Regions from separate parts of the Homo sapiens genome. Here all the other regions are linked to region 6. Evidence: chromatin loops called from intact Hi-C (ENCODE). Cell type or tissue: MCF 10A. All regions are shown on one strand. Region 1 has its middle 340 kb from the start of UBE3D. Region 2 has its middle 33 kb from the start of TPBG. Region 3 has its middle 180 kb from the start of TPBG. Region 4 overlaps UBE3D (ubiquitin protein ligase E3D). Region 5 overlaps LOC105377876 (a long non-coding RNA gene). Region 6 holds the start of LOC105377874 (a long non-coding RNA gene).

Region 1 (5,000 bases), 450 kb after region 6:
AAGAGCTGTGTTTGCCTTGTTAAAAGTTGCATCACTTGTCACAATCTAGATTAGAATCGATAATAAAAATCACATGTTAAAGGAATGAATGACAGTCTTCATTTATCATATCCTTTATTTGGGGCTACATGCCCATAGATGCATGTAGAAAAGAGGTGCATGGAGGAAACTGGTAAAAAGACACAGAATAAAGGGGGTGGAGTAGGGAACAAAGCCATACCACCCTATTATGTGAAAAAAAAATCCATCACACAAAAGCTGCCCTCCAAGGATGACCCCTTTTCTCTTCATCTTTATTTCCATTCCTGCTTCCAAACTTCTACCTCACTGGTCCTTACAATATGCCCTCCTTTTTTTCTCATCTTTTTTTTTTTTGCCATATCCTCTACTGCCAACCTCTGACTATCTAACAACTTACCTTTCTCTCTGCTGTCTTCCGGTGATCATGTTCATCTGATTTGAGTGGTTTTATATTTTTACATTTCAACATCAAATCAACAGAAAAATGGAATCTATTTTGTAAATAAATGTGGTATATAGTACATGCCTCACATTGATTTATGCATGACAATACATATTATGATTAAAAGATATGCTTTCTAGGTATGAGCAGTGTATCTCATCTTACTATTATATGTCAAAAGATCAATAATAGACTTCTGCTTCTGGCCAAGATGAAGTAACAGAGAATGAATTTATAATCGAATCTGAAACAACCAAGAAACTGCAGAACATATATGAAACAACAGTTTTTCAAGGTACTGAATATCAGGCAATGAAGGTTAGTGATCCCTGAAAGATAGGAAACAAAAAAGGTAAACCCTGTGATTGTCCCAGCTTACAGCCTTGAGAGAATTTCCAGGATATGGCACAGGGAGAGGGAACCTAAGTGGAGTCTGATAGACTCCCTGAGTTTAAGAAACAGACCTAGGAGTCCAGGGAGACAGAAGATCCCAGAGTTTACAGGAAAGAGTACCAGAGAAGAGACAGCTTCACAGATACAGAAGTCTAAAATCTCAACTATTAACCTGATTTTGATTCTGCTCATACATGTTAGAAAAACAATAGTAAAAGAAACAGCTGAGACTGGGCACGGTGGCTCACGCCTGTAATCCCAGCATTTTGGGAGGCCAAAGCGAGTGGATCACCTGAGGTCAGGAGTTCGAGACCAGCCTGGTCAACACTTTGAAACCCCATGTCTACTAAAAATACAAAAAATTAGCCGGGCATGGTGGCAGGCGCTTGTAATCCCAGTTACTCAGGAGGCTGAGGCAGGAGAATCACTTGAACCCGGGAGGCGGAGGTTGCAGTGAGCCGAGGTTGTGCCAATGACTCCAGCCTGAGCAACAAGAGTAAGACTCCATCTCAAAAAATAAAACAACAACAACAACAACAAAAAAAAACAGCTGAAAGAATTAGAGGAGATGGTACTTAACACAGGACCAGGAATGATGCTTATTCCCACTAATCAAACTGGAAAGCCTCATAACTCACAGTAAACTGGTAAAGTATTTAGAAGGGTCTTGCCTCTAAATGGAGAATAATTAGCCCCAGACTAGACACAATTCTGCTTCCACCTAAAATTCATTATGTCTGGCATCTAATAAAAAATTACAAGGCACAAAAAGGGACAGGAAAACGCAGCCCACAATGGGGTTCTAGAATAATCAAGCAAACGAAACTGGCCCAGGAATGACATAGACATTAGAACTAGCAGACAAGGACATTAAAATGGCTTTTGTAATATCCCTTCCTATGTTCAAAAGTTCAGTACAGACATGAAAGATATTTTTTAAAGACTCAAACTTCTAGAGATAAAAATTACAGTGTCTGATGTATTGGTTTTCTACTGATATGTAACAAATTATCACGGACTTGGCAGCTTAAAACAACACCCATTTATTAGTGCACAGTTCCATAGGTCAGAAGTCTGAGAGGGCTTGCCTGGGGTCTATGATTAGGATCCTACAAGGCTAAAATTATGGCATTCACTGGTCTGGGTTCTTACCCACTGGCATTGAAAAAAAATTAACTTCTAGGCTGAATACAGTGGCTCATGAATGTAATCCCATTGCTTTAGAAGGTTGAGGCAGGAGTATTGCTTGAGGCCAGAAGTTCAAGACTAGCCTGGGCAACACAGTGAGACTTTGTCTCTACAAAAATATAGATATAATTTTTTAAATTAACTTCCAAGCTCACTGTAGTTGTTAGTAAAATCTAGTTTATTGTGGATATAGGGCTGAAGTCCCCATCTTCTGGCTGACTAGTAACCAGGGGTCACTCTCAGCACCTGGAGGCCATTGTCAGATCTTTTTCATGAGGCTCCCTCTATCTCCAAGCCAGCAATGGCTTAAATCCTTCATGCGCTTCAAATTTCTCTGACTTCCTCTTCTGCTACCATCCTGAAGAAACTCCTCTTAAAGGCCCACCCAGTTAATATCCCTTTTGATTCATCCAAATTCAACTGACTAGTAACCGAAGTTACTAAAATTAATTAAATCTGAAAAATTCCTTTTGCCATAAAACATTACAAAATTGGGGATTATATCTCATTATAGTAACAATTCTGAATTAGGGTAAAAAATTTGGGAGGTCATTTTAGAATTCTGCCTACCAGGTATGAAATGAAAAATATTAAGATTGGTGAACTTGAAACATAACAACAGAAAATATCCAAAATGAAATACACAGAGAAAAATAAATAATCAAAAAAAACACACTGTGTGAGCATCAGTGAGCTCCTGGACAACCTCAAGGAGGCGGGGGGTATTTGAAAAAATAATGGCTCAAAAAATCCAAAGTTGATGAAAACTATAAACCCACAGTAGCAAGAACATCAGTGAATCCCAGGTACAAGAAATATGGATAAAACTATACCAAGGCATATCATAATCAAATTGTTCAAAACCAGTGATGAAGAGACAATCTTAAAAGCAGACAGAGAAAAAAGATACATTATTCATAGAGATAGATAAAGATGAGAGCAATTTTCTCATTGGAAACAATGTAAACAGAAAGATGGTAAAGCAACATCTTTAAAACACAAAGAGGAAAAGTCAGTCTAGAATGGTACACCCAGCAAAAATTACTTTCAAAAACTAAAGCAATGGCACCTTAGGTGAAGTAGTGAACTATTTCATAATGTTCCCGGGGCACAGAGTATCACAAGCACAGTGATATCTAAGGATGGAAAAACTTCTAAATTAACTGCTGACTTCAGAGCCATGTAGTAACTGCTCAATCCACACCAGCAATGTGGATGGTTCATGTACTACTGCCTCTTTCCCCACTTAACTCTGTTCTGAATTACAGTCTCCTATATATGCACCTGATTGGAACAACATAAATTGCATCTAAAAGCCTAACTGCAAGAGTTAAAAAAATGTAATTAACGTTCCAGCCTTTGCAGTCACAAAATACGAAATTAAATTTCAAACAGATATTGACCAGACGCCATCTACTTTATGTTCCATATCAGCAAAAATGTACACTAGGAACTTCCTAGTATATACGTTCCTATATCAGTGTGAATGTCCCTTTGTGCCCATCAGCATATTGTTTTTAGCACATACTAGAATCTGGATTCCATTTTTATCCATTGGCCTGTTGGCCTCTCCCATCTAAATAGATAACCATATGTTGTTGTTGTTGTCGTTTTTCATGGCCTGAGGAACTTTCTACAATGTCTCCAAAATGGTAGATGTTCCAAATATATTCATGCAATTAAACTACATTTGTTGATTAGTTCATTTAATAAATATTTATTAAGCTCTTACTATGTCTAGGTGCCAAGAACTGTTCTACAGAGTTGAAATAGAGCAGTGAACAAATTAGACAAATTTACTGGCTTCATGGATTTAACATTCTAGTGGTGAGCAGAATAAAAATAAATAAATAAATAATTGTGATATAATATTAAGACTGCCCTTAAGAAATCTGAAATAGAACAAGGAGAGCAAGACAAGGGCTGCTCACCTATTTTAGGTGAGATTGTCAGGAAAGGCCTCTTTGAGGAGGTGACATTTGAGCAGAGATCTGAATATAGTGAGGGACCCAGCCATGTAGCCAGCTGTAGTGATAGAATACTAAGTGCAAAGGTCCTGAGCCATGGGCATCTTTGGCAAGCTTTAGGAACAAGGAAGTCAATATGGCAGATCAGAGAGAACAAAGGGGAGAGTGGTAAGCACTGGGGTTGGAAAGGTAGCCAGAGAAAGCTCTCAGTCTTTATTTTGCCTCTGGAACACCTGAGGAGCTTTGACAATCCACAAATGTTCAGGTCCCAAACCCAAAGATTTGATTTGAGTTGGTCAGGAGTGGTACCCAAGCAACAGTAATTTTTTAATCCTCCCCAGGTGATTCTAATATACAGACATGTTTAGAATCATTGCTGCAGAGCCTTGTAGACCATAACGCTTTGTACTAAGAGTGATGGGATGCCATGGTGGGTTTGAGCAGGGGGTAAAATTACTGACATATATATACATATATATATATATGTGTATATATATATGTATATATATGTGTATATATATGTATATATATGTGTATATATATGTATATATATGTGTATATATATGTATATATATATGTGTGTGTATATATATATATATATATTTTTTTTTTTTAGAGGGAGTTTCGCTCTGTCGCTCAGGCTGGAGTGCACTGATGCGATCTTGGCTCACTGCAAGCTCTGCCTCCCAGGTTCACACCATTCTCCTGCCTCAGCCTCCCGAGTAGCTGGGACCCCAGGCACCCACCACCACGCCCGGCTAATTTTTTGTATTTTTAGTAGAGACGGGGTTTCACTGTGTTAGCCAGGATGGTCTTGATCTCCTGACCTCGTGATCCACCCGCCTCCGCCTCCCAAAATGCTGGGATTACAGGCGTGAGCCAATGCGCCCGACCCTGACTTATATTTTAAAAGATTATTCTGACTGCTGGGTGGCTCCAGAAAGCAAGTATAAAGGCAAGAACAGAAATAGAAAATGCCAGTTAGGTCG
Region 2 (5,000 bases), 60 kb after region 6:
TTTCAGATTGGCATTAAACCGAGTGAATTCCCTTTCTGATTAATCTTGCCAGAGCAGCCCAGAAAAAAATGATCTCAATACCTTCTCCTAATATTTGAGGGAATTGGATGTTAAATAGATTCACAGTAACTGAAGAATAGTTGTGGAAGGGAATTTTTAAAAATAGTTAACACAGAATTCAAAAAGTACAAAAAAAGCAATAACTAAGAAGTATAATTCTTCTCTCCTGTTTCTGCCAGCTACAAAGTTCTCCTGCATGAAGGCCACTGGCATTTTATGAATTGTTCTGGAGATACTCTAATGAGTTTACAAACATTTGTGTAATATTTGTGTGTATATTTCTTTTACACAAACGTATCATGCCATCTACTCTGCTCTGCATGTTGTTGTTGTTTTACATAATTTATCTTAGAGATTGTTATAGATTGAATTGTATCCCCCCAAAAAGTATCTTGGAGTCCTAACCTCTAATACCTCAGAAAGTGACCTTATTGGAAATAAGTTTGTTGCAAATGTAATTAGTTAAGATGAGGTCATACTGGAGTAGGACGGGCCTTCAGTCCAATGTGACTAGTGTCCTTATAAGAAGAGACAGAGACATAGAGGAGGAATGCCATGTAACAACAGAGGTGGAGATTGGAGTCATGCAACTGCAGGCCAAGGAACCCCAAGGCTTGCTGGCAAATTACCAGAAGCTAGGAAGAGGCAAGGAAGGATTCTCACCTACAGGTTTCAGAGGGAGCATGGCACTACCAACACCGTGATTTGGGACTTCTGTTACAGTAGGTAGCTAGTCAGGCATGAGAAGGGCAGGAAAGGGCCCCCCACCACCATGAATGTCAGACAACCATCAGGTGATGATCAGGCAGTTGTTAACTGTCTCTCTAAAATAATAATTGGTTACAGCCAGTGCCAGGGAAAGGCAGTCTCCTTATGCATAGAAAAAACCTGAAACTGGTGATCAGCAGCTTCCTGGTATGTATCAGGAGTCGGGCAAGTAGGTTCAAGCATGCACATTAAGAGGCAAAATGGCGAAGTTTAACTGGTATATGACCTTCCAGGGACATGCCACCAGTAAGGGAAGAATGCCTCAAATGAGCATGTTCACCTCCCGACTGCTAGCAGACCACTGTGCATGAGGACAGCCCATCCCAAAGGAGGAATCAGGGAAGAAGGGACACAAAACTCCAGAAGCATGCCAATTTATAAAACCCCAAGTCAAAAGGTCAAAACACACACTTGTCTTTCAAGTCGCCCACTTGGCCCTCTTCCAAGTGTACTCTCTCTTTTGTTCCTGCTCTAAAGCTCTTTAATAAACTTTCACTCCTGCTCTAAAATGTGTCTTGGTCTCTCCTTCTGCCTTATGCCCCTCAGTCGAATTCTTTCTTCTGAGGAGGCAAAAATTGAGGTTGCAGCAGACCCATATGGATTCGCCACCAGTATCACTTCTAGCCTTCAGAACTGTAATACAATAAACTTCTATTATCTTAACCCACACAGTTTGTGGGATTTTGTTTCAGCAGCCTTAGGAAGTGAATACAGAGATCTTTCCATATTAATAGAGAAGTGTTTCATTCTATTTGACAGCTGCACAGTACTCTATTGTATGGTTGGGCCATAACTTATCTACTGGATAAAATAAGTTATGGACATTTATGTGATTTTTAAACTTTTGTCATTAAAAACAATGCAGAAAGTGAGCAAATTTGTACATGTGTCAATTCACATGAGTGAGACTATCTTGAGCTAAATACCTAGGGGTAGTGAATAATCAAATTGAAATAAGATGCTTTGCATGTGAACAAGTGAAGAATTATTGAGACTTGAGTAACCCTAAGTTTCCACAGAGGGTATAGTAAAATTGTGTGCCAGCCAATAATTATGCTAAGTAGGATGACTTTGTCTTGTCTCCTCTCCCATCCCTCCCCAAAATTGTTTGCCGGCTATGTAACCTTTTAGATAAGCCTCTGTTCTCTCCGGATCTCTGCTGCAGTTGAATTTCTAATGTTCTATTACCTAACATCTTAGGGTGGTTATAAGGATCAAATTTTTAAAAAGTTTGTGAAAGCAATTTCCCTACATAAAGACAGGGATTTGCTATTGTCTTTGGTGTAAAGCAATGTTTGATAACTTTATTATGCCTTTCATCCACATCCTATCCACAAACACTTGTTCTGGGTTATAGACCTGCTTCTCATATTTATGTTTACTATGTTTCACTACATAGTAATTTATTAGTCTTCTCCTTTATATTTGCCCACAACAGTATAGTATCTTTCCTACAAATGATACAACCTAATAAATATTTATTCAGTGTTGTTTTAGACTAAATGTTTCATCAGTGAAATTTTTTTATTTCCTAAAATGGCCTGAGCATTTACTTTAGAGTACAGTTTCCATGAACCACTTTTTCCCTCTTTCTTCTCTTTTCAGATTAGAATAACTGTTGGGAATACATTTTTAACCAATGGATTGAAAAAAATCAGTACAAGATCTATTTAATTGTCACAGCAAGTCCATGATGAGGGCTGCACAAAAGAAGGAGGTAATTTGTTTTCTTGGGTCATGAAGACTTTTCTTTTCTAGGCAGGGTTTAGAATTGGGACCCTGGTCACATGATTATTATTCTTAGTATCCTCAGCCCTCTAGCCTGCCAAGAATTGTCAGAGTTAAGAATATGCTGTTGTTTATATGATAAAATTGGTGAAGTGCTAGGAAGAGTTCTAAGTCTTCATACATCTCTCCTAGATCATTCCTAGGTACTTAAAATTCCTACCTTCAGAGTCAGTGCTTTTGTGAATTCTCTCCCACAAATGTAAATAGCCTGAAGGGATTTCATAATCAACCATTTTCAGTCATCAGCAACTCTGTGTGAATTGGCCCATTAGATTCTTTTCCTGCTGACAACGGATGGCCAGGAAGAAAGTGTGAATTCAACAGAGAAGTTTCACAGAAATGAGCTGTGCTCAGCCTTTGCCATAAGAGGGCAAAGTAAGTCCAGTGACATGCATTTCACTCAGTCTTCTTCTCTTTCTACTGACTGAGCCCGGAGCCTTTGAGGGAGGAAGTCCAGGGATTGGAGGGGTATAGAGATTGAGCTAAAAGGACCTTCTTCATTGGCCTGCAGGCTCAACTCTTAGGCAAAATCGTGAAGAAGTAGCTGTTACATTTTTCTAAACTTTCAGTTTGACAAGCATAAGGATTAATTTGGCAAAGCTCAAAATGATATCTGGCAGTCAAAATGGTTCATCACACCTCTTTAAAACATAATGTTGGGAGTGGCTGTTTTCTGAACCAAGTTACTTACTGAAAGTATTCTGTACTTTCCAGCCATTTTCCCTTTTTCTCATTTCTGTGGCCATTGTGGGGCTGCTGATCTCCATGTACTCTGGTAGGGGCTACTTTTTTTTAAAAGGAATCTTTCTTTTTTTTTTTTTATTGAGATAAAATATACATACACAATTTACTATTTTTACTTTTCTTTCTTTCTTTTTTTTTTTTTTTTAGACAGAGTTTCGCTCTTGTCGCCCTGGCTGGAGTGTGCAGTGGCGGGATCTCGGCTCACTGCAACCTCCGCCTCCCAGGTTCAAGTGATTCTCCTACCTCAGCTTCCCAAGTAGCTGGGATTGCAGGCACACACCACCACATGCAACTAATTTTTGTGTTTTTGGTAGAGATGGGGTTTCACCACGTTGGCCAGGATGGTCTCAATCTCTTGAAGTCGTGATCCGCCCACCTCGGCCTCCCAAAGTGCTGGGATTACAGGCGTGAGCCACCGCACCCGGCTTATCTTTACCATTTTTAAGTCTATAGTTCAGTGGTAATAAATACGTTTATATTCTTTTTCCCCCTTCTCCCTTCTTCTTCTCTATCCCCTCCCCTTTCCAGTCTCTGGTAACTGCCAGTCTACTTCCTATCTTCAGGAAATCCACTTTTTAAGCTTCCGCCTGTGAGTGAGAATGTGCTATATTTGTCTTTCTGTGCTTGGCTTATTTCACTTAACATAATGGCCTCCAGTTCTATTCATGTTGCTACAAATGACAAAATTTCATTCTTTCTTATGGCTGAATAATATTCCATGGTGTATACATACCACATTTTCTTTATCCATTCATCGTTGATGGGCACTTAAGTTGATTCCATATTTTGGCCATTGTGAATAGTGCTGCAATAAACATGAGGATGCAGATCTCCTTTGATATATTGATTTCCTTTCTTTTGGATATATACGCAGTAGTGACATTGCTGGATCATATGGTAATTCTATTTTTATTTTTTTGAGGAACCTCCATACTGTTCTCTATAAGTGGCTGTCCTAATTTGCATTCCAATCAGCAGTGGATTAGGATTCCCCTTTCTCCACATCCTCAGCAGCATCTATTATTACCTGTCTTTTTGATATAAGCTATTTTAATTGCAGGAAAAGGATATTTAACTTTGCTGAATATTTTAAGGCCAACAGGAATCAGTGTTTTCCATTGTACCCTACTGGTAGCTTGAGATTTGTCTGAAAGATTGACTGCCTGCCTTGTTCTCTCTCTCTCCCCACAAACCCCTCACCCCTCCACTGCCACACACACACATGCCTTTCTGATTCTCACATGACTAGAAAAACTGTTAGAAAGAGCTGATATCCCATCTAGGTAAACCTGCCTGGACTCTTGGCTACATTTTTCAAGAATTAGCTTTCATTTCACAAGCAATAAAAAATTATAAATTGAAAGCACCTCATGGAAGAAGCATTCACTTTTCTTGAGAACAGCCAACAAAGTGTAGGTGTTTTCATAAATTAGATTCACTCAAAGATGTTTCAATCCAAATATTACTCTGTTATTGATTTATTGAACTTGTCATATTATCTCGTTGTGAAATTTTTCCTTTACGAAAAAATTTTCTCTAAATAAAGAAGCCTCCTTTTTCAATAACAGTATTATTTTTATTAAGTTACTGACTCCTTCTTCTCTGCCTAAAAAACATGTTCAAGCCTCTCTCTACCACAT
Region 3 (5,000 bases), 270 kb after region 6:
TCCAAAGTAGCTAGGATTACAGGCGCCCATCACCATGCCTGGCTAATTTTCAATTTTTAGTAGAGACGGGGTTTCTCCATGTTGGTCAGGCTGGTCTTGAACTCCCAAATTCAGGTGATCTGCCCACCTTGGCCTCCCAAAGTGCTGGGATTACAGGCTTGAGCCACCGCACCCAGGCGGGATAAGTCTTTTTTTTAACCATAGTGTAGGAAAAGGCTTTCTAAATATGACTCAAAAGTCAGAGGCAATACAAGAAAATATTCATAAATTTGATTATATAAAACTATTTTATCTTTATTTTATTTTGAGATGGAGTCTCACTCTGTTGCCTGGGCTGGAGTCAGTGGCATGATCTCGGCTCACTGCAACCTCCACCTCCCAGGTTCAAGCAATTCTCCTGCCTCAGACTCCCAAGTAGTTGAGATTACAGGCGCCTCCCACCACGCCCAGCTGGTTTTGTATTTTCAGTAGAGATGGGGTTTCGCCATGTTGGTCAGGCAGGTCTCGAACTCCCGACCTCAGGTGATCTGCCCTCCTCAGCCTCCCAAAGCGCTGGGATTACAGGAGTGAGGCACCTCGCCTGGCCGATTCTCTTATTTTTTAACTTTTATTTTCAGTTCAGGGGCACATGTGCAGGTTTGTTACATAGGTAAACTTGTGTCACAGGGATTTGTTGTACAGATTATTTTATCACCCAGGTATTAAGCCCAGTACACAACAGTTATTTTTTCTGCTCTTCTCTCTCCTGGACCTTCCGCCCTCAATTAGGCCTCAGTGTCTGTTGTTCCTTTCTTTGTGTTCGTACTTTCTCATCAGTTAGCTCTCACTTTTAAGTAAGCACACATGGTATTTGGTTTTCTGTTCCTGCATCAGTTTGCTAAGAATAAGGCCTCCAGCTCCATCCATGTTTCCACAAAAAATTCTTTAAAATTACATGGCAAATATCATAAACAAAGTTAAAAGGCAACTGACAAGCTGGTAGAAAATATTTGCAAGACCTATCCCAATAAAGGGCTAAAATACCTCATATGTAAGGAGAGCTCTTAAAAACTGGAGGGCAGGCTGGGAGCCCTGGCTCACGCCTGTAATCTCAGCACTTTGGGAGGCCAAGGCGGGTGGCTCACGAGGTCAGGAGTTTGAGACCAGCTGGCCAACATGGTGAAACCCCATCTCTACTAAAAATACAAAAATTAGCTGGGCGTGGTGGTGCGTGCCTGTAATCTCAGCTACTCCGGAGGCTGAGGCAGGAGAAGTGCTTAAACCTGGGAGGCGGAGATTGCAGTGAGCCGAGATCATGCCACTGCACTCCAGCCTGGGCAACAGAGCAAGTCTCCGTCTCAGGAAAACAAACAAACAAAAAAACTGGAGGACAAAGACTCAACCCCAAGAGAAAAAATGGTAAAAATATATGAATAGACAAATGGCTCCTAAACGCACGTAAAGATATTTAAACTCCCTCATAATAAAAGAAATACAAATTAAAGCAACACTGAATTATCAGTTTTTACCTATCAGTTTGGAAAATAATCTAAAAATATGACATCATATGCTACTGGCCAGACTATGAAAAAATATGCATTCTCTTAAATTTCTAAGAATGTCAACTGAAACAAATTTTCAGTTGGAGATGGGGAATTTGGCAATATGTAACGAAGCCATATATGCACTTACCCACACATAGAAAGTGTTTGAATAAACCATGGTACATCTACACGATGGAGTACTATGGAACTGCAGAATAAGGGCAATCATTATGGACTTATGCAGAGTAATTTCCAGGATATATTGCTAAGCACAGAAAGCAAAGTGCAAAACATTGTCTATAGTCTGTTATCTTCATTAAACAATAAAACAAGGCAGTATACAAAAAGAAATATGAGAAGCAAAAATCAGAAATATTAGTGGGAATAGTTTTTTACAGTGGGCAGGTGGAATAAAGTGTTGAAAATAATGGAAAGTATACATTGTTTGTATATTTCTGATTTTTAGGACCATGTTAATGTTTCACATAGCCAAAAATAATTAAAATCAACCAGGACATGGGAGAGAGTCCAAAATGGAATTCCAACAGAGTTAACCTGACTGTGTTACTGATGAATAACATAGCCACACTAAAGGAATTGGTGAAGAAAAGAACTATGCTAGGGTAGCGTTGGAAAACAACGTCTATTATATAAAGCTAAAGAAAAAAGTCAAATATTTTACTCTTTTTAGTACATTTTATTTTCACAGTGGTATGAGTAATTCTGAAACTAAGTTTATGCATCCTAACATTGAGATAATCATAAATATATTTCAAATAATGAAATCCAGATATCTCACAGCAACAGGAATTACAAATAAGGATGGGGAAGTTTCCTTTGATGTTGGATACAAATCAGAGGTAGCATAAAAATAGTTTTTAATAATATGCAGACACAGAAATACAAATATGTATGTGTACATATACATAAAAGGGTATGTAAATGTGTGGTGTGTATTTGCTCACTAGAAGGGTCCTGAAGTAATAGCACTCATATCTTGGTTTTCAAACAGCATCCTCTAATAAAAAGAACCAGGGCTCTTTGGACAAATTTCTGATTCCAAAGCTAGGGCAGGGATATTACAAGATGAGCTTGGGACACCTTGTGGTACCAAAAAGAAAAAGTGATCAAAAAAAAAAAAAAAAAAAAAGTAGAGGCATGTTAATAGGACAAAAGAGCCTTCTTGAGGGAGCTCAATTATTTATTGAAATATAAATAACAGTTATGGATTATAGCCCACAGAAAAAGTTAATTGCCACTTGTTCACACCATTTACATAATATATAAATAAATGAGGAAGAAGGGACAACTCTTATTTATAATAAAATTCTAATTTGTAAATGTAAAAAGAATTAATGAAATAGACAAACCCAGGAATAATTGACAAACACCACAGTAACACTTGTAGGCAAGAAGCATTTGATGGTTGCTAAAATTAGTGGACAAAGATAGATGAGAAGCATGATATTTGCATAGTCTCCAAATATCTCTACAAGATACTTATTTTTTTATATGGTGTATGCCCCATAATGCCCCCTTTTTTATTATTATACTTTAAGTTCTAGGGTACATGTGCACAACGTGCAGGTTTGTTACATATGTATACATGTGCCATGTTGGTTTGCTGCACCCATGAACTCGTAATTTACGTTAGCTATTTCTCCTAATGCTATCCCTCCCCTAGACCCCATGCCCCAACAGGCCCCTGTGTGTGATGTTCCCTGCCCTGTGTCCAAGTGATCTCATTGTTCAGTTCCCACCTGTGAGTGAGAACATGTGGTGTTTGGTTTTCTGTCCTTGTGATAGTTTGCTGAGAATTATGGTTTCCAGCTTCATCCATGTCCCTGCAAAGAACATGAACTCATCCTTTTTTATGGCTGCATAGTATTCCATGGTGTATATGTGTCACATTTCCTTAATCTAGTCTATCACTGATGGACATTTGGGTTGGTTCCTAGTTTTTGCTATTGTGAATAGTGGTGCAATAAACATACGTATGCATGTGTCTTTACACTAGCACGATTTATAATCCTTTGGGTATATACCCAGTAATGGGATGGCTGGGTCAAATGGTATTTCTAGTTCTAGATCCTTGAGGAATCGCCACACTGTCTTTCACCATGGTTGAACTAATTTACAGTCCCACCAACAGTGTAAAAGCGTTCCTATGTCTCCACATCCTCTCCAGCATCTGTTGTTTCCTGACTTTTTAACGATCACCATTCTAACTGGTGTGAGATGGTATCTCATTGTGGTTTTGATTTGCATTTCTCTGATGACCAGTGATGATGAGCATGTTTGCATGTGTCTGTTGGCTGCATAAATGTCTTCTTTTGAGAAGTGTCTGTTCACATCCTTTGCCCACTTTTTGATGGTTTTTTTTTTTTCTTATAAATTTGTTGAAGTTCTTTGTAGATTCTGGATATTAGCCCTTTGTCAGATGGGTAGATTGCAAAAAAATTCTCCCATTCTGTAGGTCACCTGTTCACTCTGACGGTAGTTTCTTTTGCTGTGGAGAAGCTCTTTAGTTTAATTAGATTCCATTTGTCTATTTCGGCTTTTGTTGCCATTGTTTTTTGTATTTTAGTCATGAAGTCCTTGCCCATGCCTATGTCCTGAATGGTATTGCATAGGTTTTCTTCTAGGGTTTTTATGGTTTTAGGTCTAACATGTAAGTCTTTAATCCATCTTGAATTAATTTTTTATAAGGTGTAAGGAAGGGATCCAGTTTCAGCTTTCTCCATATGGCTAGCCAGTTTTCCAAGCACCATTTATTAAATAGGGAATCCTTTCCCCATTGCTTGTTTTTGTCAGGTTTGTCAAAGATCAGATGGTTGTAGATGTGTAATGTTATTTCTGAGGGCTCTGTTCTGTTCCATTGGTCTATATATCTGTTTTGGTACCAGTACCATGCTGTTTCGGTTACTGTAGCCTTGTAGTATAGTTTGAAGTCAGGTAGTGTGATGCCTCCAGCTTTGTTCTTTTGGCTTAGGATTGTCTTGGCAATGTGGGCTGCTTTTTGGTTCCCTATGAACTTTAAAGTAGGTCTTTCCAATTCTTTGAAGAAAGTCATTGGTAGCTTGATGGGGATGGCATTGAATCTATAAATTACCTTGGGTTGTATGGCCATTTTCATGATATTGGTTCTTCATATCCATGAGCATGGAATGTTTTTCCATTTGTTTGTGTCCTCTTTTATTTCATTGGGCAGTGGTTTGTAGTTCTCCTTGAAGAGGTCCTTCACATCCCTTGTAAGTTGGATTCCTAGGTATTTTATTCTCTTTGTAGCAATTATGAATGGCAGTTCATTCATGATTTGGCTGTTATTGGTGTATAGGAATGCTTGTGATTTTTGCACATTGATTTTATATCCTGAGACTTTGCTGAAGTTTCTTAAGTTTGCTTAAGGAGATTTTGGCCTGAGACAATGGGATTTTCTTAATATACAATCATTTCTTCTGCAAACAGGGACAATTT
Region 4 (5,000 bases), 780 kb after region 6:
AGCTGACCCACGTTAGAGCATATGGCCCAAAGGCTTTGAATGTGGCCCAACACAAATACGTAAACTTTCTTAAGACATGAGATTTTTTTGGCAATTTTTTAAAAACTCATCAGCAATTGTTAGTGTTAGTGTATTTTATGTGTAGCCCAAGACAGCCGAAGGCTTGGACTCCCCTGCCTCCAGAGGGAGGAACTTCTGGCAACACCAGGTTTCTACCTTGAGGACACAGGTAGAAGTACAGCATTACTGAGATAAGGAACACTGGAAGAGAAGCAGGTTTCAGACAGGAAGGATCCGTTCACTTATAAGTCTTAGGAACATGGCTCAGGAAACCCATCTAATAAAGAACTCTAAATTCTTTAAATAGTATTAACAATAATTAGGATTTAATCTGTCTCTCCAGCTGATGAATGACTCGTGGCTGAAATTTTAGGAGGAAGGGTTTGTGCCCAAGAAACAAGAAGGCTGACATGAGGGACAAAAGAAAAAGAAATTAAAAAGCCTTAGGGACTGTAAAAAAACCCAAAAACAACAACAACAACGAAAAAACCAACAAAGAGTCCTTCCCATCTCAACAGGGCAATCACAGCACATGGCAAGAATAAATGACAAAATTAACCTAATCATTGACAAAAGGTTAATTTGTGCTCTGTATGCTCTGTTTTAATAAGCAGGAGAAATAGGAAATGGATTTTAGAAAGGCACTGATAAAAACAGTTCAAATAAAAAGTTTTTGTGCAAAAGCTTGTTATGTGGAAAAAATCACTGAATGTGGAAAATGTCACTCAGCATCGTGTTGGATGAAATGTGACAGGTCCCATGTTTCTTTTCAGGAGGGAGGTGCTTCAGTGATCAGCACAGGTTTTCGGCCAAGATAAGCACTCCTCTCTCAAAGCCAGCATCCTAGTGCTCCCCTTTATGTCCCTAAGAGCTAATCACTCTGCGATTGCTAGCAAGTTTTGTGGCTAATTTTGTTCAAAGTGACATTAAGCTGGCTCTCACTTTAAGGCCATATACTACTCCATTGGCAATTACTTGAAAAATTCTGATAGAAAAAGAGATAACCATTGCCAGGCACAGAATTAATCAGTGTTAAATATATTCCTTACCTGTCTTTTATTATGACTTCACCGCAGGATTGGCAATAAAACGTGCAACATTCTTGGGTTTGCGAGCTTTGATTAAACATTGAAATCAGTTCTAAAGGAAGTCAATGAAATAGCTAATCTTAGAGATTGAAACAAATATATTAACATACTTAAACAGTTCAATAGCCACGATAAATTACCATCCATAAACAGTTTATGATCCACCCAGAAGTACACATTTAATTAATACTATCTGATGACTCAAGCAGAAGCAAATATTGTGAAGTGTTTTTGAAAACAACAGATTTTGCTAAGTGTTCCAGAGACAGGTACTGCTCTAGATTACGCATGTAGCATTTGTTAGTTCTCTCATTCTAAAAATACCAACATTAAGGATGAGTGAAAAAGAACTATTTCCTTCTCATCAAGCTAACTACACAGATCTCCAACATTCTCAGCTTCCCTCTGCTGTGTCTCACAATAGTGTTTCATCAGTGTGAACAAATAGAGCTCTTAAATTTGAGTTTAATTTTTTTTTTTTTTGAGATGGAGTCTTGTTCTGTCACCCAGGCTGGAGTGCAGTGGCGCAACCTGGGCTCACTGCAATCTCTGCCTCCTGGGTTCAAGCAATTCTCTGCCTCAGCCTCCCGCGTAGCTGGGATTACAGGCGCCCATCACCATGCCTGGCTAATTTTTGTATTTTTAGTAGAGACGGGGTTTCACCATCTTGGCCAGTCTGGTCTTGCATTCCTGACCTCGTAATCCCCTTGCCTCGGCCTCCCAAAGTGCTGGGATTACAGGCGTGAGCCACCGTGCCCAGCCAACTTTGAGTTTAATTTTATTTAAATAAGGTTTATGTCCAGTCTAGCATATAACCATATGAACAAACAAAGATCTCAAACTAATGTTTATTGGACACCTCCCTGGGAATGAAATGGCTCCAAAAAGAGTCCAGTTTTCCCAGATCAAAAATCAATTTCTAATGAAAGCTATGGTAAAACGTTGAAAGCTGTGGGGAAAAATGTATATTTCTCACACTATGGGAAAGAGCAGCATAAGGCCGCATGTTCCCTTAGTTTCTATTATTTCTTTTATGAAATAAGGAAACTTTCATTTAAAAGAATGAACTAAAATATGTCTATAAAAATCTAATTAAAGAAATGAGGTCATATCCATCAGAATCAAGCAATGTGGATTTGGTTTGTGTTTTTCTGTATGTATTTTAAGATTTTAAAAAACTGATGCTAGAAGGTTTACGCCTTGGCAATTAAAAATCTTAACAGTTTTTAAGGGGTGGCCAGAAATCCCTATAGCACTAAGGTGCAATAAACAGTATTATTCTTTAACTTTGAGCAGATTAAAAGGAGACCTAGGAATCCAAAATATTTTTTCCAGACCCACAAACAAATTTTCAGTGAAACACTACCCTCTGCTGGCCACCCAGCATGATGCACTGGGTCGGGTTTAAAATTCAGTTTCTGATATAGAGGAATCCTGGGAGAGCGTTGCTGCGGGGGATCAATCTAATGCGTGTGCTCTAATAGATCCTACTGTAGCTAGTTCCACACCGAGGGTCACAGTTTGACACTCAAAATAGCAGTATACCAGTATGATGTTTACTATAGTTGTCCTTAAAAGGGTGTTCTTAGCATTGAAAAGTCATCTTTTTAAAAAACCCTGAAACACAAACTGAAGGCTAAAACTTTCAAGTCACTTCCTACAAAACAGTTTGATTCAAGTTCACACCAGTACATATCTATTCATATTTATTCATTCCACAAATATTTATACACCATCTATTATATGGAAAGCACTCAGGCAATTAAGTGCTGAGGAATCTGTTTTGCATACTCTTTCATGCACTATGGAACAGGACTTTGATAATTTTCCTTTTCAGATATTTGAGCAAAATATATTAAAAGTGTAAAGAAATAGGAGACCAGTGAACACAAACAATATGCAAATCAGCACATAGCAGTCAATTTATTTTGTCCTATAGTTTAAACAATGTTTGCAGATTTAAATTTTTAAAAATAATTCCAGTTTTGATATTTGTATATTCAGTTACAGAATACAGAATATGGATGGGCAAAAACCCAATACTATGTCCCTGGTGGTCTCTATTCCTCCATCTCTAAAATCACAATCCCAGAAAACACTCCACTGTGGCTTTCATGCTTGCCTTTCCCAAATCTCAGAACCCAACACAAAATTCCTGCTGTGGTTACTCTTGTGAAAGAGGTAACTGTTGTGAAGGAGAAGGTGATGACAACACAACATCCAGCCTCCCATGGCCTCTTCCCTGAAACAACACTTTCTCTGCCCATTATTAGGTGCAATCAGGGAGTCTACTTCCCAGCTCGGTGACCCTAACCTTCTTGCTATGGTTATTCCAACAGTCATTCCTAGTATTTATCCTACAACATTTAAGTGCCATGACATCTCTTTTCCCTACCCTTTGTTCCTAAAACTAACCCTGCCCAACTCAAACTAGTTATTCACTAACCCAGGACTTGAGCAAAAATTGCTCTCCAGTAAAAAAGAAATGAAACCCTCTCTATCTTCTCTTTCCTCACAAAAGCCAAGAGCACAGACTCAGGGGAATACTCAACATCTCCTAAATGGCTCTTCCAAACACTCCTCCTGACCCCATCTCCAGGATCCACACAGCGCAGATGAAAGGTTTATTACAGATGAGGCAGCAGCGAAGTGTCAGTGTGCAGCTGAAAGAATTACAATCTTTCTCTGATAATAAACATCACATAAGTCTTTTACAGCCTATTTCCCCCTTTGACATAATTTTAATCCCCCAAAGCATATATTACGTACATTGTAATAGATGTAATGAACCAATAATTTTATACAATAAATAACCCTGAGGTCTTAGAAAAAGCAAATTTTCCACTGCCTTACCGAATCATTATACCAGTTACAAAATGTTGTAAATATAACAGGCATAGTAAAAGTTAAAATCAAATTAAGTATCAAACTCAACTGTAGGACCTTTTGTGTACTGTTTTCTCTATTTGGAACAGTCCCCACATGGATAGGATTTCCTTATTCAGGACTCAGGTCAAACATTACCTCCTCAGAGTGGCCTTCACTGATCATCCTTCAGCCAACCCTAGTCACTCCCTATCCCATTATTCTGTTTTATATTATCATAACACTTTTCTTAATATTTAAATTGTTTGCTCATTATCTGCTCCCACCAATTAGAATGTAAGCTCCATGAGAGCAGACACCTCCCCTACCTTGTTCACTCTGTATCCCCAGAACCTAGATTGATGCCTAGCACATAGCACAAACCAAAATATTTGTTGAATGAATAAATTTCCATGTAATGCTTTAAAATCAATCAGGTCTTATACAACTGCCATCTGATTTAATCTTCCCATCTGTGAGCCAGAAAATTTTACAATTAAAGAAACAAGGCAGTGGGTAAATGGGAAATCTCTATACTTTCTGCTCAATTTTGCTGTGGGTGGAAAAGAAAGAAGGAAGGGAGGGAGGGAAGAAGCCTCAGAAAGGTTAAGTAACATGTTCAATTGCATACAGCCAATAACTGGCAGAGCTGACAAAGACCCTAGAGCTTCTCAACCCCTTCACCTGGGAAAAGTTCAACTTATCAAAGGAAAAATCACCTTTGGTTTATAACAAAAAGGTAAATACAGCAGCAGAAGTGCTAATATTACTCACTTGTGCCTAATTTTGCTTGCGTCTGCAGTCGCAGGTGCAGTCCATCTCCAACAACAAACTGTAGCCCACGGCAAGAGGAAGGTACAAGCCTGACCTCTGCTGGAAGCTGGATTTCTGTGCAGCCTTCAGGGGTTTTCATCTGGAGTGAAGATGGCATTATGGAAATATTCATGGGCATACCTCCTTCTTTCGGTTCTCTGGTAATTAAAAACA
Region 5 (5,000 bases), 350 kb after region 6:
GCCAGTTCATAGTAATTTCCCTCTCTGCTGAACTCTTAGAGACTTTAATGACTGTGTGGTCTGAAACCACATGTCATCTCTTCCTGCCAGGTGTCAGCCCTGGATTGATAAGATGGATGGTATCCAGAGCACAGTCCGTGGCTCAAGGGATAGAAAGGAAAAAATTCTGATGATCTGCATTGTTTTTTTCCCGAGAAAAAGGAAATGAGAGAGTTAGGAAGTATGAGGAAAAGTGTGGAGGAAATCATACGTAAGAGAAATATGAAAGAGAGCTGATGAGGGACAGTGTCTACAGCTGCTGGCCCTGCTGAGGGTAGGAGACCAGGCCAGTCAACACAGCTATATCATTGTCCCCAGCCATAGCCAACAACCCACAACCAGGGACTAATGCAAGTGCCCTTGAAGTGACTTGTCATCAACTCCCCAGGGCACAGTTGAACCCCTTCATTTTACAGATGAAAACACAGAAGCCTACAAGAAAAAAAAAACTTACTCAAGATCATTTACTCAGTGGTAGAGTCAGGATAAAAGACCAAGATTCTATACTGTTTATGTTCACTAATTGTTTGAAACAATATAAATAAACATTATAGGACCTATTTTGGGGTTTACATAAGAAATATTTGAAAACCCTCAGGAACTCTGCAAGAGTTAAGGTTTTATTCTACTTACAAACTAACAAATGAGCCTGTTACTATTTCACTGATGGCTGACAAAAGGCATGAGACTCCTGGGATGGAGACAAAAGACTTTATTACTCATAGCAAAAGCAGTGACCAGAGTTTCATGGTTGCTTGCTTCAGGTCCCCATGTGCCCCAAGTTGTATGGGGCAACACAAAGGGCTCATGATGGATGCCTGCAAAGAAAATGGGTTGTATTTACAGGAAAGGAACACTGAGCTTGGGGATTTATTGTTTTTATACTAAACAGAAGCAAGCCTACCTTTGGTCTCCAGGAAAATATTACCTCATCTTTCAAGGTTAGGTTACTCACTACAAACTCAACTCTAAGAAATGTCTCGTAAAGAGCAGACGAGACCCTGTGTTCTTGGCTGGCACACCCAGAAAGAGCATGCAGGAATACTCAGAGCCCACAGAAGAAGATTGCCTCTTCCAACATCTATCATTTAAACTAAATGGAGTAACAAACCTAAGTGGTTACAAGGTATAATACTGCCCATTAGATTTCCCATTCCTTTCCAAGATTGGGAGTTAACTCACCATATTTTAGGAAATAAAATCTTTTTCAAACACTGTGGTACTTTACAAGCACTATATGGACTCCTATAGCCATTTATTTCACTGATCAGTTTTAAAATATGGCAGTTAAACAAGGGTGATATTCCAAGTATTTAACATGGACACCAGTCAATCAGAACAGAAGCTGGCTATAAACAGTGAGTATATCACACAGTTGTATCAGCTGCTAAGTTCTACTAAGACTGAACTCAGGGTTAACTTAAGATACAGGAAGTCGAACACCAAGAATCTGCTGTAGTATATAACAAATGTGCCGCATTTGCGTAGGGATAAGGCAGATATATGAATGCTTGTTAGTGATAACAGTGCTAGTCTATTTGATCTAAATAAATTGGAAGTCAGTTCAGAAAATAACTTTATGGCTCAAAAAGAAAGAAATGTCGTTATTATTTTCCCCATTTTCAAACGAATACGAGGAAACCTGCGTACAAAGACATTAACTTGTTTGGAAGGCCAGGGTAAAGTATGGCTTCAGCTAGAAGAAATTTCTAGGGAGCAACTATTAGAGAAAGGTCAAAGAATTCTTCAATTTAAAAAAAGGTAAAATAATTTTGGGTTATGTTTTTACAGTCTTGAGGAAGTATTATGAGTGACTAAAGCTCTGGGGACAACTAAGTGGCACTTAAGATGCTTCCTTTACATATTGTCAGTGGAGTCTGTCTGGCTAGTCTCTCCAGGAGGTAAGATATAATTGACAGTAAAAAGTTTCCCAAAGAAATTATGCTATTTTCACTCTCAATTGGAAGAAACGCTAAGGCTCATGCACGGCTCATAGCCACTCAATCAGCCACCTACAAATCCAGAAACATCTCAAGGAGAAAGCTCTTGCTTCTTTTTTCCTCATCCACTCAAGGAAAATAATTTTAAGATTTGTTTCTTGGGAATCAGACCCAGATACATCTTGCCTCATGGTTCTAGAACAATTCAATGAGAAGAACACAGATGACCTCATCTGGTGACTGGAAAAACTGTAGTGCAGAAATGAAGAACTGTGAGATTCACCAAATGCCAGTTGCAAGGTAGAATGAATCTGTTGAGCTGAGTTAATTCAAATTATCTGGAGAATTGTCTCATGTCTCTACCTCATAGATCTCGAACCACTGAGTCAGTAGATAGGACCAAGGAACAAAGTATGTCTCGTCTTCATTATACCCTTGCCACCACCCCATCACCAGTCCCAAAATAAAGAGAAGGCATATTTAGTTACCAAGTGACTAGCACCATGTGCTTCCCATGCTGTATCACTTTATTCCCACATTATGAGCTGGCTTATTGTTTGTGTTCTGCAAAAAAAAAAAAGCATTACAGCCAAAGAAATGGAGCAATGAAAAAAATAGAAAAAAGAAGCAAAAGAACAAATCATACTCTATGAACTCTTTAGAATCTTATAATCAGAAAAGCTGAAAGGGAACTATTTTAATTTCAGCATGGGTATTTGTTTTTCTATTTAGAAATGATTTTCTTTCAAATTACAGGTCCTAACCTGTATGGGATAGGGTGAAGACTGTAATCCTTTTATTATTTGTGGGTTCTAAGGATTTTAGCCAGCTCTGGTCATCTGCAAAGTATGGTGGTATATTAGTTTTCTGTGGCTTCCGTAAAAAATTATCACAAATTTCAAACAAATTTGTGATAATTGTGGCTTAAAACAAGAGAAATATATTCTATTACAGTTCTAGAGGCCAGAAGTCCAAAAATCAAGGTTTCAGCCGGGCTGTACTCCTTCCAAAGGCTAGAGGAGATAATCTTTTCTTGCCTTTTCTAGGAAGCTCTGATGGCTCCAAGCATTCCTTGGCTCATGGCTGTATAATTCTTATGTGTGCTTTTATCTTCACATGGCCTTCACTTCTGTGTTTGTGTCTTCTCTTATAAGGACATTGGATTTAGGGCCCATCCAGATAATCTGGGATGATCTCATCTCAAGATCCTTAATTACATCTGCAAAAACTCTTTTTCCAAATAAGGTCACATTCTTAGGTTAGGGGTTAGGACATGGATGTATTTTTTGGCAGGCCACCATTCAACCCATTACAGGTGTGGTTAGACAGACTAATTTTTTTAAGTTTCCTGCCCTTGTATTACAGCATTTATGACTAACTAAGAAGAGGCACTATGAAAATACAATAAACCATGTTAAAAAAAAAAAAAAAACATAGGAGTAGGGTTTTGAATTTTCTTTTTTTTTTTTTTTCTGCTGCATCCAAGTGCCTGGCACATACTAGATGCTTAATAAATATTTTTGAATAAAGGAGAGTTCTGGAAGAAAATTAAGAGATTCTAGGAGAGGAAGCATTTGAGCTAGGTATGAATGATGGGTTGCTCATTGCTTCTGAACATGGCTACAAGGCAAGATGGGATCTCCATTCTCAATGCATAGACTAAGGAGAATAAACAGCTAGACCTGGGGAGGTGGAGAAATTTACTTGGCTATACAATTTGTCCCCGAAATATGAAGCCAGAGTCCAAATTATAATGCCCAAAAAAGCATGGCAGAAATCAAGATTGTAATCCACTCCTGTAGATAGTCTATAGCATCATTATCTCAAGGAAAGATGCCGAGATAAATAGGTGTGATATTTTATATGAATTCATTTAGGCAGATTAAGACCCAATCAGAGGTAGTAATAGCCTTCTAGAGTAGGAACTATCAAAAATTAGGAAGCATCATGATCCCAGGCAAGAAGATGGGAGCCCAGGGCTAGGATGCAATCCTAATATGGAATGATCAGAGTGCTGTTTTTAAAGTACAGGTAATCGACAATTTTGCATACTGGAGAAATGTAATAGAAGTTAAGAGAAGTCTGTGGGTTAGTGGGCATGCATGCCCATATGTTATCACACATACACCACTAGGATGGGGAAGGTATTATTTTATGGCTGCCCCACCCAGGATCTTAGCTTAGGAAATGTCAGAGCTGAGCCATCAGAAGGTCCTCCATGTCAGAAGGTAGGCTGGATCAGGAAAGGGCTGACATTTTTGGCAGATAAAAATATGGAAGGAAGCACAGTTCAGTCAGAGAGAATACATGATAAAATGCACAGGGAAATGCAAAACTTGTTTCAAAAATGGTAGATAATGCATGGCTTATCTACTATTTGTTTGGGAAATGAAACTGTAAAGTTCCATAGGGTGCCAGTCCTGGATAGGGAAATGAGGAATGTTTATTTATGTACTTTGTCTCATTTAATTTTATGGCAATATTTCAGGGTTCCCTTGAGAAATTAAAGGTTAGCTGGGCTAAGTAACTTGCTCAGGTTTAACCAGCAGAATGGATAGGATTCCAATTTAGGGTTGTCTGACTTCAACTGATATGCTCTTTCCATGGGATATAAGACCAGCTCTTTACTGCCACTTCAGAAAGTGAAAGAGGCTCCCCAGGAGTGATTAGCACAATACTGAACATGTACGTGTTTTGAAGAAGAGAAATGGATGCTATAAATAAGTACAGCTGGGAGATGACTGCAATAATCCGGGTGCAAGAAGACAAGTGTTGAACTAGAATGATAATAGTAGGAATAACATCATAAGTTTCGTTAGCCAAAGTTAACATTGAATCTGTCCCAGAAGTCCACATGATACATTTAACCAGGTAGAGTTTAACTTAAAAAAATTTACTTTAATTGTTTCAGGAGGTGAGATAGAAGAATAGAAGGTGCACTTTTTTTTTTTTTTTTTTAAGCCGGAGTCTCAACATGTGAGCCTCATTCTTGTTTTGGAAAAAAATTACTGTTTTTTTTTT
Region 6 (5,000 bases):
TTAAAACTCTTTAATCAACAAAGATCCCAACAACCGCTAAAACTTCACTGCATGCCAATTTTAACTACCAATTATGAAATCACTGCTAATGCAGTCAATAAAATAGGAGACTTTGAATTGGGGATGAGGGAAGGGTACTGAAACATAGAGATTAGGAGATCACTATCTCGTTTCTTAAAGAAAAATTCTGCAGTAATTTAGCTGAAATTAAGATCAGAGGTGTTGGCCGGGCGTGGTGGCTCACACCTGTAATCCCAACACTTTGCGAGGCTGAGGCAGGTGGATCACAAGGTCAGGAGTTCCAGACCAGCCTGACCAACATGGTGAAACTCCATCTCTACTAAACATACAAAAATTAGCCAGGTGTGGGGCGGGCACCTGTAATCCCAGCTACTCGGGAGGGTGAGGCAGGAGAATCGCTTGAACTCGGGAGGTGGTGATTGCAGAGAGCTGACATTGTGCCACTGAACTCCAGCTTGGGCAATAGAACAAGACTCTGTCTCAAAAAAAAAAAAAAAAAAAAAGAGGTGTGAGTTCTTTTTAACTAAAACTGCTTTAGGCAGGTACATCTCACTCAGTTACTCTTATTTTAATTAACATGGTGAAAGTATAGTGTCCTAAAATCTACCATCCTGAAAAATTAAGTTTATTTTTGTTTCTTTCTTTTTTTTTTTTTTTTGAGACCAAATCTTGCTCTGTCGCCCAGGCTGGAGTGCAGTGGCGCAATCTCAGCTCACTGCAACCTCCGCCTCCCGAGTTCAACTCTCAGGCCTCAGCCTCTGGAGTAGCTGGGACTATAGGTGCCTACCACCACATCTGGCTAACTTTTTGTATTTTTAGTAGAGACAGGGGTTTCACCATGTTGGCCAGGCTGCCCTCAAACTCCTTACCTCGAGTGATCCACCTGCCTTGGCCTCCCAAAGTGCTAGGATTACAGGCATGAGCCACCATGCCCAGCCTTTCCTATCTTTATGGTGAAAAGATCAAGACAAAAGAAACCCTTTCATAACTAAGCATCAGGCAACCATGAGAAGATCAATGTATTGAAGAGAAACTTCCAAGTGATGGGTGGTATTGGGAAATTAGAGATTTGGCCCTTGAATCAGTAGATATAGGATATCTCAGCAGGCATCAAGTGAGGTTTGAAAGTCATTCATTTAATTACCTCCTATCATTCAAAGCATTTTAGACTTGCCCAGCATGTTTTACATTTCAATTCACTTTCACATCTATTAGTTTAGCCGCAAGATCATGACAATGCACAACAGGAAGAGGTCCTGAGAAAGTCAAGTCCTCCGAGTAAATTTGGTAGGAATCTACCTCTATCACCAGCTGGGAAGTAGGCAATGATTGACACATGCAGATTTGATCAGTCTTTCAGTGCCTGTACAGGAGGAGACCCCCCTAGGGAAGGCAGAAGTACTTTGGAAACAGAGCAGCCGGTGAGTGGGATCAGAATGGAGACCTGATCTTAGAAGTATCTCACAGTCAAAGCAAAGCCAGTCTCAAGTTAGAGATCAGCCTTTAAAAGGACAAGCTGATTCTGGGAAACATGAATCACTTAAGTTAGACAGCAGTTTCTGATTTGGTGATGGTTTTTTAAATTTTTGTTTCTTTCCATATATATAGGGGTTGTTTATTCATTCTGAACTTTGCTAACAGTGGGCCAACTTCTAAAACTTGGTTATGGTTCTCATAGGTGTATATTTTTAATATGCATAATTGAAGACATCTTTGTTTTTTCATGTCCATATATTTAAAATTTGAGAAATATAAATTCAAGTGAGAAGAGTTGGAAGAGGGGAGCAATATTATGGTTTAGATGACATGATCATTTCCATTTTCTTAGCTTATTAACATATTTTCCTATACCTCGCAGAATCAAGGTTTTATTTTAGTGTGACAGACAGAACCGGGATAGCAAGAAAAAGTCCAAAGTTAAAATACCACTGCAGCAGTTCCTCTGGATACTGAAAGAGTTTTCATGTTTTTGGCTCTCCACAAAGCAGATTAAAGCTTAAAACTTTCAGTGAAAACAAAAGAGACCCCAGGATTGAATTATCCCCATAGAAGGTTAAACAAAAAAACCCAAAAGCCCAAAAACTAGAATTAAACCTGGAGATTCCAAAGCAGACCCCAGTAGAAGGATTTTGTTTTCTCTGTGCAATCAATAAATGATACAGAGCTTTTTTAGGTATCTGTCGCTAGATGGCACTATATAAACACCTTCATTTTCACTTTTCACATCTTCCCTTAGTAGTCAGAAAGGAGGCAAAATATCAGGTAAGGCAATCCTTTTAGTCTTCTTGAAATTGCTGCTGTTTATTAATTTAACTAAATCTTTAATTATAAACCTAAACACCTTGTAACAGATTTGCCAATACCTTAATCCTCTATCAGCAAGTACGGTTCCATTGACAGGAGATTGGCTCGAAGGCAGCTTTGGGTTTGTTATTTGACAGATAGGAAACTGAATAATAAGAAGGCAAGAAAATTGATAGTATGTGAAAGAGAAGACAGGAAAAAGAAATACATTTATGAGAAAATGTATAATCTTGAATTTTCTTTGGTTTCCATTAAACTGCCGGTGCCTCAGAAGATTGTCAGTTTAACGTTCTATCAGTAGTACCATAATTTATTCTTTTGTTATACCATGAGGATTGAAGACGAAAAGGCCCATGCTAGCAGGAGGCACAAGAAGAGATTATATATGCAAATAATTCTGTAGCTCTTGTACCAGGAGAGGGTTTGTCTTGTAATATTTCTTTGAAGACACACATAGAAATCTTTGATTGGTCTACAAAAAGCAAAATTGTGAGGCTAAAAAGAAGAGGGAGAAAGAGAAAGAATATTTGAAAAGAGTATGCAAAGCTATGATAAAAAGTCGGAAGATGGATGACAACTGCAGCATCTTTTTTTTTTTTTTTGAGAGCTAAGAATAGTGGGGATGAGGGGGTGGGTAAGGCATGCAAAGCAATTTGGAGAAGCAAGGGTAAGTGTGTTCAAGCCTGGGGAATTGAGGACATCTGGTCATATCCAGACAAAATGTTTAATCTGTGTAACTGGCAGTGGGCAGGGGTAACCCAGCTAGCCTGCCTTCCAAGTCAGGTCGGCTGCTCCTCGACTCTGCTTCTCAGGAGTGGTGGGCTGTGTTCCATGGATCTGAGGTGCCATGTGCTGCTTTCTGCCCCCAGGAAAGAAGCAGACACCGAGGGAGAATTTTAAAGACTTCAAAGAGCCCGAGTGGACTACCACATCCCTGTAGCTGGCAGTCCTATAGCTGGCGGTCCTACTTGTCCAGTAAGGTTAGGGAGGAATGGAGAGGCGGAGGAGTTGGAATATGTGGGTAGGGGTGGGGTTGGGAATGAGTGAAGTGGAAGAGGGCTGGCTAAATGAGCTCTCCTCTTCCAGCACACATTCAGTAAACTTTCTCCCTTCCTCTGTATTTCAGCTTCCAAACATTGGCTCCTCTCTGAAAAGGTCACCCTGCTTTTCAGACAGAATTTGTGACTCTCGGCAGCTGGGAATACTTTGGAACTGAAGAGAACCTATTAGGAGAGAGAAAAAACAGAGTCATGATTAAGCAAAAAAAAAATGGAGAAAAGATTCACCTCTAAATTTTATTTAATGACAACAAAAACACACAACATTTCTCTTTGATTCATAACGTTAATAAATTCTACTTATCGTTTGCAATAATTCCAAGGTGTTCTAAAGACATCTTTATATTAGAAAAGAGTTCCATATTAGTTTGAATTACTTCAGGAAAGAAATGCCCTATTCCACCACTACAAGTTATGGGGAAATCTATAGCAGAACATTTTGTACTCTCACTAATGAAGAAAGAACCCAGTAAGGATTGCTGTATTTTGGAGATTAGGGAATTGTGTTCACACTCACAATAAAATGTTAAGCTACTACGTCAGAGAAGGCTTGGTTCATTTATTTTGACACCAGTATTTGAAATAATTTAGTTTCCTTGGTAAATGATCTGTAGACTCTTCCAAGTGTTGTTAGCTAAAATATTATTAATGTGAATTCATTCAACACACTTCATAATTTTGCTGAGAAATGAGACGTGAAAACTGCATGTTATGGTCCCAAGAGGTGAAGGAGGGGAGCAGAGAGAGAAGCAAGGATGAACAGTGTGAGTGAATTTATGGGAGTTTAGAATGAGAGACTGGGAGGCACCAGCAATAGAAAAACGAGATCATGAAATTTGAATTTTGCTATTGTAGGAGTGGAAAGATGTGATACCTTTCCTCGCTCATCATAAAGGTCACAGCCGACACTTAATACTCCTAACAAAAAGGCAGGTTAACAAAAGAAAAGCATAACATATTTTTAAAATCAAAGTTTTACATGACACAAGAGTCTTCAGAAGTGAAGACCCAAAGACCAAGGGAAAACTGCTTAGGTTCTATAAAGAATGAACAGCTGTACAGATAGGTAACTGGACAAAGGGGTATAACCCAATGGTAACAGATGAAGGTGGAAAGCTCAGCAAGGCCTGTCCAGCTTCATCTTGGCCTCACTGTGTAGTGAAACTTCCTCCCTGCCAACGGGGCAGGACCCCTTCTGAAATGAGGATCTTCAAGGAAGAAGGAGAAGAGAGACAGTAACCTTTCTAGGTGTTATGGCTTGCTTTGAGGGAGAAGGGTTCTAGTTTTTATGACTTACCTTGAAGAAGAAGAATTCTGGTTTCTATGACTCACTTCAGGGGAGAGACAAGGACAAGAGAAAGGAGGGTAGGAGACAGTCAGAGAGAGGCTTTTCTTCTGAGGCTACTTCTGAAGCCTTGCAATCTCCTTTAGTTTTATGTACTCAGCATGCCAAAGCACCATACTTTGGGGTATTGTGTTCTGAGCCCCAACACTATCAATTATCATTCAGTTTCAGCTTGAAAAATGAACTCTGTGGTGAATAAGCACACTGGAGTAGTCCCTGAAGTGTCTACATTCTGCTCAACTAAACTGTTAGCACTGTGAAGAAGGCTTTTG

The links. Peaks named below come from ENCODE experiments on the same cell type or tissue, not always from the same donor. Only the 100,000 strongest peaks of a DNase experiment are listed, where the experiment ranks them.
Region 1: a loop joins it to region 6, with 5 times the contacts of the local background. A loop is called at or near these places in 16 of 110 quality-filtered maps.
Region 2: it touches region 6 in a loop (5-fold over the local background); 3 of 110 quality-filtered maps call a loop at or near these places.
Region 3: a loop joins it to region 6, with 7 times the contacts of the local background. A loop is called at or near these places in 6 of 110 quality-filtered maps.
Region 4: it touches region 6 in a loop (12-fold over the local background); 95 of 110 quality-filtered maps call a loop at or near these places.
Region 5: it touches region 6 in a loop (18-fold over the local background); 11 of 110 quality-filtered maps call a loop at or near these places.

Annotation. Positions count from the first base shown.
Region 1 is chr6:82,722,088-82,727,087 of GRCh38, forward strand. No RefSeq gene overlaps it. Among named protein-coding and RNA genes, the nearest start is that of UBE3D, 340 kb to the right of the region's middle. In MCF 10A, no CTCF peak of the experiment used is centred here; no DNase peak of the experiment used is centred here.
Region 2 is chr6:82,328,688-82,333,687 of GRCh38, forward strand. No RefSeq gene overlaps it. Among named protein-coding and RNA genes, the nearest start is that of TPBG, 33 kb to the right of the region's middle. In MCF 10A, a CTCF peak has its summit at 2,998 (motif pointing right); a DNase peak (open chromatin) is centred at 2,894.
Region 3 is chr6:82,539,958-82,544,957 of GRCh38, forward strand. No RefSeq gene overlaps it. Among named protein-coding and RNA genes, the nearest start is that of TPBG, 180 kb to the left of the region's middle. In MCF 10A, no CTCF peak of the experiment used is centred here; no DNase peak of the experiment used is centred here.
Region 4 is chr6:83,053,039-83,058,038 of GRCh38, forward strand. UBE3D (ubiquitin protein ligase E3D) reads right to left here. Exons shown (of 10, transcript NM_198920.3): 2 at 4,788-4,984; 3 at 1,110-1,200. Among named protein-coding and RNA genes, the nearest start is that of UBE3D, 10 kb to the right of the region's middle. In MCF 10A, CTCF peaks have their summits at 2,525 (motif pointing left) and 4,888 (motif pointing left); a DNase peak (open chromatin) is centred at 4,883.
Region 5 is chr6:82,614,616-82,619,615 of GRCh38, forward strand. All of the region lies in intron 5 of LOC105377876 (a long non-coding RNA gene), which reads right to left. Among named protein-coding and RNA genes, the nearest start is that of TPBG, 250 kb to the left of the region's middle. In MCF 10A, no CTCF peak of the experiment used is centred here; no DNase peak of the experiment used is centred here.
Region 6 is chr6:82,268,766-82,273,765 of GRCh38, forward strand. It overlaps LOC105377874 (a long non-coding RNA gene), which reads left to right and starts at 2,673. Exons shown (of 3, transcript XR_942737.3): 1 at 2,673-2,992; 2 at 3,195-3,305; 3 at 3,452-3,925. In MCF 10A, a CTCF peak has its summit at 2,207 (motif pointing right); a DNase peak (open chromatin) is centred at 2,236.